Linked DNA regions of Homo sapiens: region 2 is linked to region 1. Evidence: chromatin contacts called from ENCODE Hi-C or POLR2A ChIA-PET data. All regions are on one chromosome and are shown on one strand. Each heading gives the region's core, a stretch centred on a gene start or an enhancer-like site at or near the end of the contact. The rest is flanking DNA. Distances are from core to core; before and after follow the strand shown. Region 1 has its middle 92 kb from the start of PIAS1. Region 2 overlaps PIAS1 (protein inhibitor of activated STAT 1).

Region 1 (6,811 bases), core at 2,678-5,177:
TATCCAGAATATATGAAAATCTCCTACAACTCAACAACAAAAAGACAACCAATTTTTAAATGGGCAATGGACTTGAATAGACGTTTCTGTAAAGAAGTTATACAATGGCCAAGAAGCACATAAAAGATGCTTAGTATCATTGTCATTAGGGAAATTCAAATAAACAAACACAATAAGACACTATTTTTGCACCCACTAGAATGGTTATAATTTTTTTTATAAAGGAAAATAACAAGTGTTGTTGAGGATGTGGAGCAGTTAGAACCCTCATATGTTGCTGGTGGAAATGTAAAATGGTGCATCCACTGTAGAAAGCAATTTGGCACTTCTTCAATAACTTAAACAAGAATTGCCCTGTGATCCAGCCATTCCTCTCCTGGGTATGTAACTGAAAGAATTAGCCACACCCGGTGGCTCACACCTTTAATCCCAGCACTTTGGGAAGCTGAGGAGGGCAGATCACTTGAGCCCAGGAGTACAAGACCAGCCTGGGCAACATGGTGAAACCCCTTTCTGCAAAAAATACAAAAATAAGCCAGGCATAGTGGTTTATGCCTGTAGTCCCAGCTACTCAGGAGGCTGAGGCAGGAGGATTACTTGAGCCCAGGAGGCTGAGGTTGCAGTGAGCCAAGATCATGCCATTGCACTCCAGCCTGGGTGACGGATTGAGACCCTGTCTCAATAAGAAATAAATAAATAAAAATAATATAACTGAAAGAATTGAAACAGGTGCTCGAGCAAAAATGCATCCACAAATGCTCATAGCAAGCAGCATTATTCACAACAGCCAAAAGGTGGAAACAATTCAGTCGTCCATCAACTGATAAACAGATAAACAAATATGTACTCAAACAATGGAATATTATTCAGCCATAACAAAGAATGAAGTACAGATACATGCTACAACATTGAAAACATTATTCTAAGTGAGGCTGGGTGTGGTGGCATGCACCTGTAATCCCAGCTACTAGGGAAGCTGAGGCATGAGCATTGCTTGAACTGGGGAGGTGGAGGTTGTGGTGAGCCAAGATCATGCCACTATACTGCAGCCTCCTGGGTAACAGAGTGAGACTCTGTCTCGAAAATAAAAAACATTATACTAAGTAAAAGAACAAGTCATAAAAGGCCACATTTTATATGATTCTGTTTATGTGAAATGTCCAGAAGAGGCAATTTTACAGACACAGAAAGTAAATTAGTGGTTTCCAGGAACTGAGGAGAAAAGGTAATGGGGAATCACTGCCTAGCGGGTATGGGATTTTCCGTAGGGGAGATGAAAATGTGGTGAATATTGTACAATACTGTGACTGCACTGTCATTCATGGTAAATTTTACATTATATGTATTTTACCACTCTAAAAAACGTGTCATCAATTATTTCCCAAAAGACTGCTAATTCCTTAAAATTTTCTCTCACCTCCCCCAAAATAAACTTGTTTTAACAGCAAGACTATTTTTTTTCAAGTATAAGCTTATGCAGAAACTCTATCTCTGAAACAGATAAAAGTGGAAGTCTTGGAGTAGAGAGATCCCTGTGTCCCTTTTACCCTGTATGAAAGTCCCTAAGTAGTTGGAAATTTCTGGAGTGTCTTCCAGCCCTGAACTTCTGGGTTTGAAGGCTTAGTAAGTGGGTGTTGAACGAATGCTCTGCTGGACTGATCTAATGAAATGATCACCTGGATTGGTGACCACACTGGAGCTCCAGCTCTAGTCCAAGTCCTCTGTGGAATTCTGGCCACAGCTTGCTGAGCTCAGCACTGGACACTATCCTTGGAAAAGATGGCAAAGTGAGCCAGTCGTGGAAGGTCCGAGAAGGCCTGCTGTAGTGGGGAGGTACATGTGATGCAGAAGAGCTGGGGGCTCTGGAGCCAGTCTGCCTGGCTTTGATACCTGGATCCATATTTAGTAACTATTTTCTGGATGTTAAATTCCCGAACTGTCCATACATCAGGGATTAATAATACTACATATGGCATGGTGGTATTGTGAGGATTAAATACGTTAATTCGTGTAAAGTGCTTAGAACAATGCTTGGCACATAGAAAGCTCTCAGTAGCTAATCTTGGCTGGGCAGGGTGGCTCAAGCCTGTAATCCCAGAACTTTGGGAGGCTGAGGTGGGTGGATCGCTTGAGCCTTAGAGTTCCAGACCAGCCTGGGCAAATGATGAGACCCCCGTCTCTACAAAAATTACAAAAATTATTCAGGTGTGTTGGTGCATGTCTGCAGTCCTACCTATTCGGGAAGCTGAAATGGGAGGATCGCTTCAGTCCAGGGGTTGAGGCTGCAGTTAAGCTGTGATTGTGCCACTGTACTCCAGCCTAGGTGACAGAACCAGACTTTGTCTCAAAAAAAATAAAAAGAAAAAAAAGAAAGAGAGAGAAAGAAGAAAGAAAGAAAGAAAGAAAGAAAAGGAAGAAAGAAAGAAAAGGAAGAAAGAAAGAAAGAAGAAAGAAAGAGAAAGAAAGAAAGAAAAGAAAGAAAGAAAGAAAGAAGAAAGAAAGAAAAAGAAAGAAAGAAAGAAAGAAAGAAAGAAAGAAAGAAAGAAAGAAAAGAAAGAAAGAAAGAAAATAAATCATATTTTTATTCTAAAACTACAGTGGCCCCATTCATCATATGACTCAATACACTCAACTCTCTGGTGAGGGAGTATCTCTCACCAATGAGGGTCCATGGATGACCTTGGACCACGACTTGCCCGTCAACCTGGTTTCTCCTGTGTGGCACACATGGCTGTGGCTAATGAAGGAATATTCTCAAAATCTCTGCATAATTCAGAGATTAGGCTTGAATGTGTATTTCAATCCGCTCATCTTAACCCATAGGTATTGAAATTAACTGAATGAATTGCAAGTTGTTACTTTTGTTTGGTTCGTTTTGTTTGTTTGTTTGTTTGTTTGTTTGAGACAAAGTCTCACTCTGTTGCCCAGGCTGGAGTGCACTGATGTGATCAGGGCTCACTAAAACCTTAACCTCCTGGGCTCAAGCAATCCTTCCACCTCAGCTTCTTGAGTAGCTGGGAGCTGGGACTACAAGCACGCACCGCCATACCTGGCTAATTTTTGTATTTTTTTGTAGAAACAGGGTTTCACCATGTTGCCCAGGCTGATCTCAAACTCCCGGGCTCAAGCGATCCACCTACCTTGGCCTCTCAAAGTGCTGGGATTACAGGCGTGAGCCACCTCACCCGGCCTACAAACATTTTTTTTAAATGAAAAATTAAAGAATAGAATGGAAAAGAATCAGATAATTGGGCTAAGTATTAAGTAAGTACTGTTTGTTGAAACTTCTGTGTCCGTTTGTGTGTATGTGTGGCCATGCACACCTATGAACTGGGTTATGATATAACATGTATTTCTTACTAAGGGTTGCAGTTAAAAAAAAAAAAATTGAAGGCCGTGATCTGGTAACAGCCAGGGATTTTCCAAAGGCCACCTGAGCTGAGCTGAGGCGGGCTAACTGCTCTAGGAAAGCAGTCCTGACTTGGTAGGCGAGACTGAATGATCTTGAGCAATTTGCCTATCCCCTAACAAAGCTGGGACGGTAGCCTGCACTGGGGAGTGGAATCAGGGAGGAGGGAAGATTCTCCAACCGAAAGATAAGGATATTTGATTGGTGGGACAGGTGACCTGATACTTGAATCAAGTCATGAGAGCTTGGCAGACTTCACTAAACACACACACACACACACACACACACACACACACACACACACACCTACACGGATCATTTAAGCACAAGCCAAGGGCCTATCTCAGGCATTTAGCTGTCCCTTGATCCTTTCATTGTATTTTGTCTTTTCTGGTCTACTCTATTCCCCAGGATTATCTGGGGGCTCCAGAAACTCCGCCCTTTTTAAACAAATGACTCATGCAGATTCATTTCAGAACCACAAGTTTTCTGGCTGCCCTGACCCCTCCCTTCTCGCCTGCTCTCCTGGGTCCCAGCTCTTGCTGGCAGCTTCAGCCCTATGCAGACTCAACCCCTTTCTCCCATCCCCCAGCATGGAAGACAGAGATCCCCTATACACAAAGTTAGAAGAGGAGGTTTGGACTCTCCCAACATTTGGAGTAATTGCCACAGCCCTGGGCAAAGGCTGCCAGCTTTGTGGAAGGTGTCTCTGGGGACTTCGCAGCTGGAGATTTGTCCTGTGAAAGAGGCAGAAAAGGAGTTGGAAGTGTTGCCGAGAATGAGGGCAGCTGACATACCTGGGCTACCATTCAGTTTTGCTTACCCAGGATTAAGTGGGGGAAGGTAAATTTGCCTTCTAGTGCTTGGGACTTCAAACCCCTACTCTCATTCAACACTCATTTGCATTCCTTGTCTAGAGTACAGCAAGCCTACAAAGCCAGGACATCAAAAGCCAAAAGAAGGGGGACTTGACCACAGCTGGGGAAGGATGTATTGAGACCCAGTTTTTAAGGACTATTCATGTGCTTTAAAGAGAGTTCCTCAGATGGCAGACTTTCAATCTAGTCCTTATAGCACCCTGGGTGTTACATTATTGCCAACATCTTTGCTTCAAATTGCCTATAAGCCATGACCACAGCCAGAGTCTGTGTACAAGTAGCTTCAGCTCTTTAAGTTTCATATTCTTCACCTGCAAAATGGTTCTAATAATAATATGTATTGCATAGGGAGTGATGAAGATAAAATTAGCTTGTGGAATCACTCTAGTACAGTGCCTAAAGCAAAATAGGCATATAACAGATCGATCAGTTATCACAAATGTCCTTACAATTGTACCATATTTTGTCATTGAGATATTTTAGAAAGTTAGTGAAAAACACATAAAGCAAAACCTCCCATAACTCAACTGTGCTTAGAAAGAAAGAACTATACAAAGTCTCACAAGACCCCACTTTCCACTTCTCAGATTAAACTGCTGTTAACCATTTGCTCTGTATTTATCCCTGCATACCTACCCATAAATCACTATTTCTTCATACTTTAAAAAAAGTGTAGAAATTGATTCATGCTGTTTATCCAATTTTTCAACAGGCTTTTTACACTTAATATACGATGAACATCTTTGTAGGTTAGTGTCTGTAGAGCCACCTCATTCTTTTTATCTACTGCCTAGGTTAACCATGCACCATGCATGGTTTATTTAAACATTCCCTTATTAACATTTCAGTTTTCCATTTTTGCTATTATATCCCAGAGCTACAATGAAAATCTCATCCATGTATCTTTATGCATGTGCATGAGTTTTTCTGTATGCCAGATTTCTAGAAGTAGATCTGCTGGATCACTGAGTAGGGCACATGGTAATGTTAATTGACATGGCCAAACTCTATTCCAAAAGGTTGTGTGATGTACCCTCCACTAACTATATCAATGCAGCCATTTTCTTACTCTTATCTGTCATTTTAGTTTTATCCAATCTGACAGACAAAAACCTGATTGTTTTATGTCATACGTCTTTGACTAAAGTAATGCTAAGCATAATTTTATGTCTTCTGGAGGTATGCATTTTCTCCTCTGTGAATTGTCTATTCAAACCTCAAACCATTTTTCTATTGGACCTTTCATATTTCCTTTTTAAACTGTAGAGCACTCTTTGTATAGGAAGGACATTTACCTTTTATCTGTTACATGTGTTGCTAATATTTTTGTCCACTCTGTCATTTGCCTTCTGACTTTGTTTATGGTATCTTTTTCCACTTATAGTTTTAAGATATTTTATGTAGTCAGATGTGTTCATTTTTCCTTTATGACTTCTAGATTTCTCCTCCACTTGTTTAGAAAGCCTTTGTTTTCTGACTTTCTTGAGCCCACTGCTACAATCTCCATCCACTCTCCCATGACAGCTGGCAATGAATGTCCTCACTGAGCCTGGCTCTGTCTCTCAGGCCAGCACCTTGGGTTCTTTATCTATCAACACAGTGTAATAATGTTTGGTGCTGGGAAGTATTACATTGTGTCAGAAGAACACAGAGAATGGAAAGAGTTAAGGAGGGAAGACAGTCTGAGAAGTCAGTGGAAGAAGTGGATGGGGGTGTGTGTACCTGAAGAGTTGAGAAAGCAAAGAAGAGGAAAGAGAGATTCCATGACCTTGACCTGAGCATCTAAAAGCTGTGCTAGCTGATACTCTGAGTAGGATTTTTAAAGCCAGTAGCAACTTGAAATTGTTTTTTTTTTCTTTTTCCAAACCCATTTCATTCTTTACAAGCATGATACAGTGACTAGTCCTCACACCTGGGAGACAATATAAAAGCCTCCTGCCAGACCCAAAATAAAAGGAAAAGAAACTGGCCAGGCATGGTGGCTCACGACTGTAATCCCAGCACTTTGGGAACCTGAGGCGGGTAGATTACGAGGTCAGGAGTTAGAGACCAGCCTGACCAACATGGTGAAAACCCGTCTCTACTAAAAGTACAAAAGTTAGCTGAATGTGGTGGCACATGCCTGTAAACCCCGCTACTCTGGAGGCTGAGGCAGGAGAATCACTTGAACCCGGGAGGCGGAGGTTGCAGCGAGGTGAGATCACACCACTGCACTCCAGCCTGGGTGACAGAGTGAGACTCCATCTCAAAAAAAAAAAAAAAAAGGAAAAGAAGCTGGAAAATAGGACCTCAGCTCAAAAGCATGTTTCCTCTTGAGTGCATTTTAATATCTATACCAGGTTCCATATATCAAATGCTTAAATTTTTAAAAAGTGTTCTAGAAAATAAGGATACTCTGGTTAGAGTAAGTGAAAGTTCTTTACCTCTCCACAGTTTGCCTCTTAAACAAATAAACCAAAACAGCCCACACAGCCACATGCAAGGGAACAACTAGGCAGCACCAACTTTCCTTCTAACAGTCATG
Region 2 (7,189 bases), core at 3,082-5,581, 150 kb before region 1:
CTATTTTCATAGTTTCCGATCTTACATTTAAATCTCTAATTCACTTTGAATTTAGATATTTCTTAAAAGAAGACATACATACGGCTAGCAGATATATGAAAAAATGTTCAACATCACTAATAATAAGGGAAATGCAAATCAATCAAAACTACAGTGAGAAATCACCTCACTCCAGTTAGAATGGCTACTGTCAAAAAATCAAGACAGCTGGGCACAGTGGATCACACTTGTAATTCCAGTGACTCAGGAGACTGAGGTGGGAGGATCGCTTGAGGCGAGGAGTTAGAGACCAGCTTGCAGAACATAGTGACAACCCATTTCCAAAAGAAAAAAATTAAAAGACTTAGCAGGGCATGGTGGTGCATGCCTATAGTCTCAGCAACTTGGGAGGCTAAGGCAGGAGGATCACTTCAGCCCAGGAGGTCAAGGCTGCAGTGAGCTATGATTGTGCCACCGCACTCTAGCCTCGGAGACAGAGCAAGACTGTGACTCTTTATTTATTTATTATTATTTTTTTTTTTTTTTTGAGACAGACACTCGTTCTGTCATCCAGGCTGGGGTGTAGTGGCGCAATCTTGGCTCACTGCAACTTTCACCTCCCAGGTTCAAGTGATTCTCATGTCTTAGCCTCCAGAGTAGCTGGGACTACAGGTGCACACCACCACATCTGGCTAATTTTTGTAGAGGCAGGATTTCACCATGTTGACCAAGCTGGTCCCAAACTCCTGACCTCAGGTGATCTGCCCCGCTCCTCGGCCTCCCAAAGTGCTGGGATTACAGGCGTGAGCCACTGCACCTGGCCTACTCTGACTCTACACAAAACCAGAAGACAAGTGTTGGTAAGGATAAGGAGAACAGGGAACCCTTAACATAATGATGGTGGGAATGTTAATTAGTACAGTCATTACTGAAAACAGTATGGAGGTTTCTCAAAAAATTAAAAATAGAACTACCATATGATCTAGCAATCCCACTACTGGATATACACCCAAAGGAAATGAAATCAGCATGTGAAAAAGATATCTGAACTATGTTTATTGTGGCACTACTCACAATCGCAAGATATGAAATCAACCTAAATGTCCACAGAGAGACGAATGGATGAAGAAAATGTGGTATGGAGACATGATAGAATACTATTCAGCCACAAAAAGAATAAAATCCTGTCTTTTGTGGCAACACGGATAAACCTGGAAGACATTAAGTGAAATAGGCCATGCATAGTAAGACAAATATCTCACGATTTCATCCACATGTGGAATCTGAAAGGCTGTTCTCACAGAAGTAGAGAATAGAATAGGGGTACGAGAACTCTGGGGAGGACAGAGGGAAGAGAAATAGGCAGAGATTGGTCCACAAGTACAAAGCTACAGTTAGATAGATAAATTCTCGTGTTCTAACGCATGGTAGCATAACTAGAGTTAACAATAATGTATTGCATATTTCAAAATAGCAAGAAGGGGCCAGGCATGGCAGCTCACACCTGTAATCCCAGCACTCTGGGAGGCCAAGGCAGGTGGATCACCTGAGGTCAGGAGTTCGAGACCAGCCTGGCCAACATGGTGAAACCCCAACTCTACTAAAAATACAAATTAGCCAGGTGTGGTGGCGCACACCTGTAGTCCCAGCTACTCGGGAGGCTGAGGGAGGAGAAATACTTGAACCCGGGAGGCAGAGGCTGCAGTGAAACAGTATCATGCCACTGTACTCCAGCCTGGGCAAGACAGAATGAGACTTTGTCTCAAGAAACGAAACAGCAACAAAAAAACAAAAACAACAACAAAAAAACGCTAGAAGGGAGGTTTTTCAATGTCCTCATCACAAACAGACAATGAATGTTTAAGGCCTCATGCAAATTATTCTGACCTGAACACTACACAATTTATACATGTACTGAAACATCACATTGTACGCCATAAATATGTACAATTTTTATGTGTTAGTTTAAAAAACAAGAACTATATCAGGAAAATGCCCAAATATTTGGGAACTATTACACTTCTAAATAACCCCTGGGTCAAAGATATCAAAAGGAAAACTACAAAATATTTTGAACTGAATGAAAATGAAAACAAAAAATATCACAAGTTGTGGGATACAGCTAAAGCAGTATTTAGAGAGAAATTTACAGCTCTAAAATGCCTATATTAGAAAAAAAAGGTCTTAAATCAATGGTTTCAGTTTATACCTTAAGAAACTAAAAAAAGAGAAGAGAAATGAAACCCAAAGGAATCAGGAGAAAGAAAATAATAAAGATCAGAGCAGAAAATAATCAAATTGAAAAACAAAAATATAGAAAAATCAGTGACACCAAAAGCTGGTTTCTTCTTGAAAATCAAAATGAAATCTCTAGCAAGACTAATCAAGAGAACAAAGAAGAAAAGACATAGATTGTCGATATCAGGAATAAGAGGTTATATCACTACATATTCTATGGATGTGAAGAGAATATTATTAATATTTGGCGTACCTTTATGACAAAAACTTATAACTCAGCAAGAATGGACAAATGTCTTAAGACAAAAAACTACCAAAGTTTACTTAAGAAAAAAGATAACCTGAATAGCCCTACAAGAATCTGAATTTGTAATTTGATAACTTCTCTGAAAGAAAACTCTAGGCCCATGTGTATTCTCGGGGGACTTCTACCAAATACTTAAGAAAAAAATAATACCAACCCTACATAAATGTTTTCAAAACACTGAAGAATTCTACCTGACAAGAAAAAATATTGATTCTACACAAACTCTTCCCCATCCTCGCCAAAAAAAAATGGAAAAGAAAGAAATGCTTAACTCATTCTATGAAGCCAGTACTACTTTGGTACCAAAATGAGACCAAGACCTTATTAGACAAAAAATTACCAACCATTTACCTGTCATGAACATAAATGCAAACACTCTTAATAAAACTTTAGCAAATAAAATCCAACCATATGGAAAAACAATAATTTATCATAACTAAGGGAGATTTGTTGCAAAAATACAAGGCTGGTTCACCATTCAAAAATCAAGTCACCATATTAACGCACTAAAAAAGAAACACCATATTAACAGCTCAATAGATGAGGAAAACGCATTTGACAAAAACCCAACAACCATTCCTAATAAACACTCTCCAGAAACCAGGAATAGAAGTAAACATCTTCAAATCGATAATAGACAGCTATGAAAATTTACAGGAAACACTTTACTGAGACGTGAAAGAATCAATGTTTTCCCTCAAAAATTAGGAATGAGGCAGTGACATCCACTCTTACCATTTCTATTCAACATTATACTGAAGGTTCTTGCCAGCACAATAAAGCAAGAAAAATGCATCAAGACTGGAAAAGAGTAAAACTGTCTATTCATAGAAAATATGACCTATGTAGAAAATTCAATAGAATCTACAAAACGCTTCTAGAACAATCGAATTTAGCAAGGTGAAGATGCTATACAAAAACCAGTCGTATTTCCATATAATAACAGCAAACAATCAGAAACTGAAATAAAAAAAATACCATTTACAGTATAGCACCATGTACTGTGGAAGAGAGTTTGACAGTTTCTTACAAAGCTAAACATACTCTTACCATATAGTCCCACAATCACACTCCTTAGTATTTACCTAAAGGAGCTGAAAACATATGTCCACATAAAGCCCTCCACATGGATGCTTACAGCACCTTTATTTATACTGCCAAAACCTGGAAGCAACCAAGATGTCCTTCATTAAGGGTAAAAACAGAAGTCCCTCAAATTTTCACTTATCCTATGGCATCGTTTTGGGGAAAGATGAAATGTTCTAGTGGTGTTCATAATTAAGGGTACTTACAATGGTCATGGGGGATCTCTCTTGTGAATATTAAGAGCCTATTATGAGAGAAGATTTGTAACACCATCTCCCCGTAAGTATTAATTATCAAAGTTTCATCTCCAAGAAAGAAGAGAACTGCCCACAATAAGCAGAATATAATTACAACTCAAAATACATAAAAAGTGCAGAAAGAAAAGTTAAGGTTTTAGAAATTTCATCTTTTATATTGTTCCACAGAGAAACGAACTAGATCAAAAATAAAAAGACGAATCATGTTGCAATTTACATAAACTCAAAACATTGGAAGTAAAAAAAAAATCTAGATACATAAAATAATTGAGATTCTGATGATAGAAACACTGAGCTAATCTAAGAGGCTGTACTTTCAATTGCTCTAAAAATATTTGCTATTCCACCTCACCAGCAGAAAGAAAAGCTAAAAATAGTCATCTTTCTGTTATAGAATATTTCTTGCTGTCTTAGGGAAAGTGAAACTAAAGTTCCTATCTACGAATGTCAGCCTTACAATCTTTAATGAACCCTCTGACTTAGTCAAACAAAAACTTGACAACTATGTAATTTTTTAAAATATAGCTGGAATGATATAGTTTCATCATTAGGCTGTCAGCTCCCATTAAGAAAGAAGACTGCAGAAAATATGTTTTCTCCAATTCATATACTAAATCATTAACAAATTCATATTGCTTTGACTATCTTTAAATGGGAATTTTTAAAGGAAAGAATACTTAATGATATGAGAATACAGTCATAAAATATTAAGTGAAAAAGACAAGATATAAACATGAAGTATAGAGCATAAATAAGCAAATTTACATATTATGCGTTGAAAGATTGAAAAAGGCAGCAAAAATTGACTCCTTTGTAACTTTTATTTACAAAATTCTTCACATTGAGCATATGTATTGTTTTTATAATAATTTGCTTTTTATACCTTATACAAAACCAATATACTATACATGTATATAAGTGTGTGTGTGTGTGTGTGTGTGTGTGTGTGTATGAAATATATGCAGTCGTTTGCTAGAGCAAGAGAGAGACAGAGAGAGATCCTATTGCTAGATTTCTGAATTTTCAAGGTTGCAAATATTTCACAATAAATTGTGGCTAAAGTTCTTTGGAGTACAACAAAAATTACACATGAATTTTCCATTCATACAGAAATTACCTATACTAAGAAACAGGAAACAATTCCAACATGTAATACTATTAAACTTTAGCACTGTAAAACCCTTTGATTTCATTTTTATCACATCCTTTTATCAGGTTCCTAATAAGCCCATCCTTAATAAGCTTGCCTTATACTTTTCATCACCTTTTTTCTCTGGAGTTTAACTCTACCTATCCTAGTTATTCTAACTTTACATTATTCCTCAGATTAGTTTACTGAGTTAGTAGCTGGTCTCCTGGTAGACTTAATCAAAGGAGTCTATAAAGACTCCCAAGCAGCTCAGGAGTTAAAAGTATGGTAAATACACTTTATCTGGCTCATCTATTCTCTCACAGCTGGCAGACCATTAGGCTGTTTTAAGTCCAGCAGGGTTATGAAACAGGACTGGGTCAGTTCAAGCCAGCCAGCTATGAACCAAGTCTAATGATCAATGTTTGAATGTAAAACCAGAAAAAGTAAGCAGACTATAATTGGGATATTGATTTTCTTTCTTTTGCAAAACTTTCATTTTCTTTTTTTGTTGTTGTTAATGCAAGCATTCCAAGTTTTAAAAGAACATCTAAAATTGTACTACTTGACAGCAGCTGAAAAACATTTTGGTATACAATCTTCTAGGCATTTTCCTATACATACATTGATATGTACCTATGTATGTGCACACATATAACCACATGCATGTAATATACTTTGTTCCCCACAAAATTTGCATTGAATACACTTCTTAAAACATATTAAAGTCTTTCCATGTTAATAAACATATCTTTAATGGCAACTTGATGTGAAAAAAGTTTAAAATAATTTCAAATAAATAAACAAACCAATGTCATCATTTTAAGTAGCTACTTGGTATTCTACCATATAGATGTAGCATACTTTAACCAATCTCCTATTGTCAAACACTTAGGTCATTTTCATGTTTCCCTTCCAGAATTAATGCCTTGATGAATCCTTCCCTCCCTGGTTGTATGTGGGTGGATGCATCATGCATTTGTGTGTTATTTCCGAGACATACTCTTAGAAACAGAATGGGCAAGTCAAAAGACGAACACAATTTTAAAGCTCTTGTAAAAATTGTCAAATTGCTTCCAGAAATGTACCAATTTTCATTTGCATAACCAAATGGTATATGAGAGTTCTAGATTTCCTTGCCGACACTGGACAGTGAATAAGAAACATCTTATTGTCTTAAATTTGCATTTCTTTGACTTTCTAGAAATTGACTACTTTTCATACCCTTATTGGCCTTTTTCTGTATTGTGAACCACCCTATTAGGCTGTAGTAGGCATTCTTTACATTTTTTAAAAAGATTTAATTCTTCCAAACTGGGAAATGACTACTTTTTTTTGGTGGTATAATGGTCACTGATGACCTAGATAACAACAGTTTCTTTGGCATGAGCTAGTCAAAAACCTACCTGGAAAGGGTTCATGAGAGAAAGGAGGAAAGAAATCAAAGACAGTAAATTGAGACATCTCTGGAAAGGAATTTGTGGTGAAGGAAAAGAAAATAGGGATGTAGCTGGAGGGAAATTAGGAGAAAAGTAGTTTTTTTAAGATGGGGGACTGAGCTAGTAAAGAGGCAAAAAATTGATAATGTAGCAGAGAAAGAATTACTAAGCAATATCCTTGAATAAGCAAGTGAGTAGGATCTAATGTGCAAGTGTAGAATCTGGTCTCAGTACAGATACCAGAGCATTCACCCTCAGTTACAGAAGAAAACATATACGGTAAACGGACAGAGATGTAGGCACATGGGCATAAGGTATATATTGGTGGAAGCCTTTATAAGTTATCTTCTGATTGGTTCCATTTTCTCAGTGAGGAAGAAATAAAACGCAAAGTAATCACCAAAGAGTTACGGCTCAACAACAGTTGTTGGAAGTATGTAGTAAGAGAATAAGATACAAAAGTCACCTAAGAAAGTGTATGGAGAGTGTATGGACTAGGGTAATACTGTATGATGGCCAGGTAGGATTAAGCACCCCCAATCCACACACAAATTGTTTCTAACAGTCCTTTCTATATTAAAATATGTACTATGGTCATATTTCAAATATTCCCCCTTAGTTTATTCATTTTCCCGTTTAGTATAATAAACCTTTCTTTTTGAATCTCCACAATAAAATCTTAATGAACTCTCAGTAGTTTTACGCTAGGGAAAATTCCTTCCTCACCTCAATATTATTTAAATATTATCTATGC

What was found. Hi-C counts contacts between places; a loop is a spot of excess contacts on that map. ChIA-PET counts read pairs that join two places held with the same protein, here RNA polymerase II (POLR2A). Pooled maps may share reads with other maps.
Region 2: a loop to region 1 is called in a pooled map, with 2.0 times the contacts of the local background. The contact joins two enhancer-like sites. A Hi-C loop is called at or near these places in 1 of 37 single-sample maps with no recorded cell type and 2 of 50 pooled maps. POLR2A ChIA-PET finds 5 or more read pairs at or near these places in 3 of 52 experiments (GM12878, K562 and activated T-cell).

Annotation. Positions count from the first base shown.
Region 1 is chr15:67,958,932-67,965,742 of GRCh38, reverse strand. No RefSeq gene overlaps it. Among named protein-coding and RNA genes, the nearest start is that of PIAS1, 92 kb to the left of the region's middle. RefSeq lists enhancers at 2,597-2,766, 3,968-4,017. Within about 2 kb of position 3,927, at least 4 of the 41 ENCODE cell types and tissues checked have a DNase peak (open chromatin) inside an H3K27ac peak, as active enhancers do.
Region 2 is chr15:68,111,658-68,118,846 of GRCh38, reverse strand. All of the region lies in intron 2 of PIAS1 (protein inhibitor of activated STAT 1), which reads right to left. Among named protein-coding and RNA genes, the nearest start is that of PIAS1, 61 kb to the right of the region's middle. Within about 2 kb of position 4,331, at least 3 of the 41 ENCODE cell types and tissues checked have a DNase peak (open chromatin) inside an H3K27ac peak, as active enhancers do.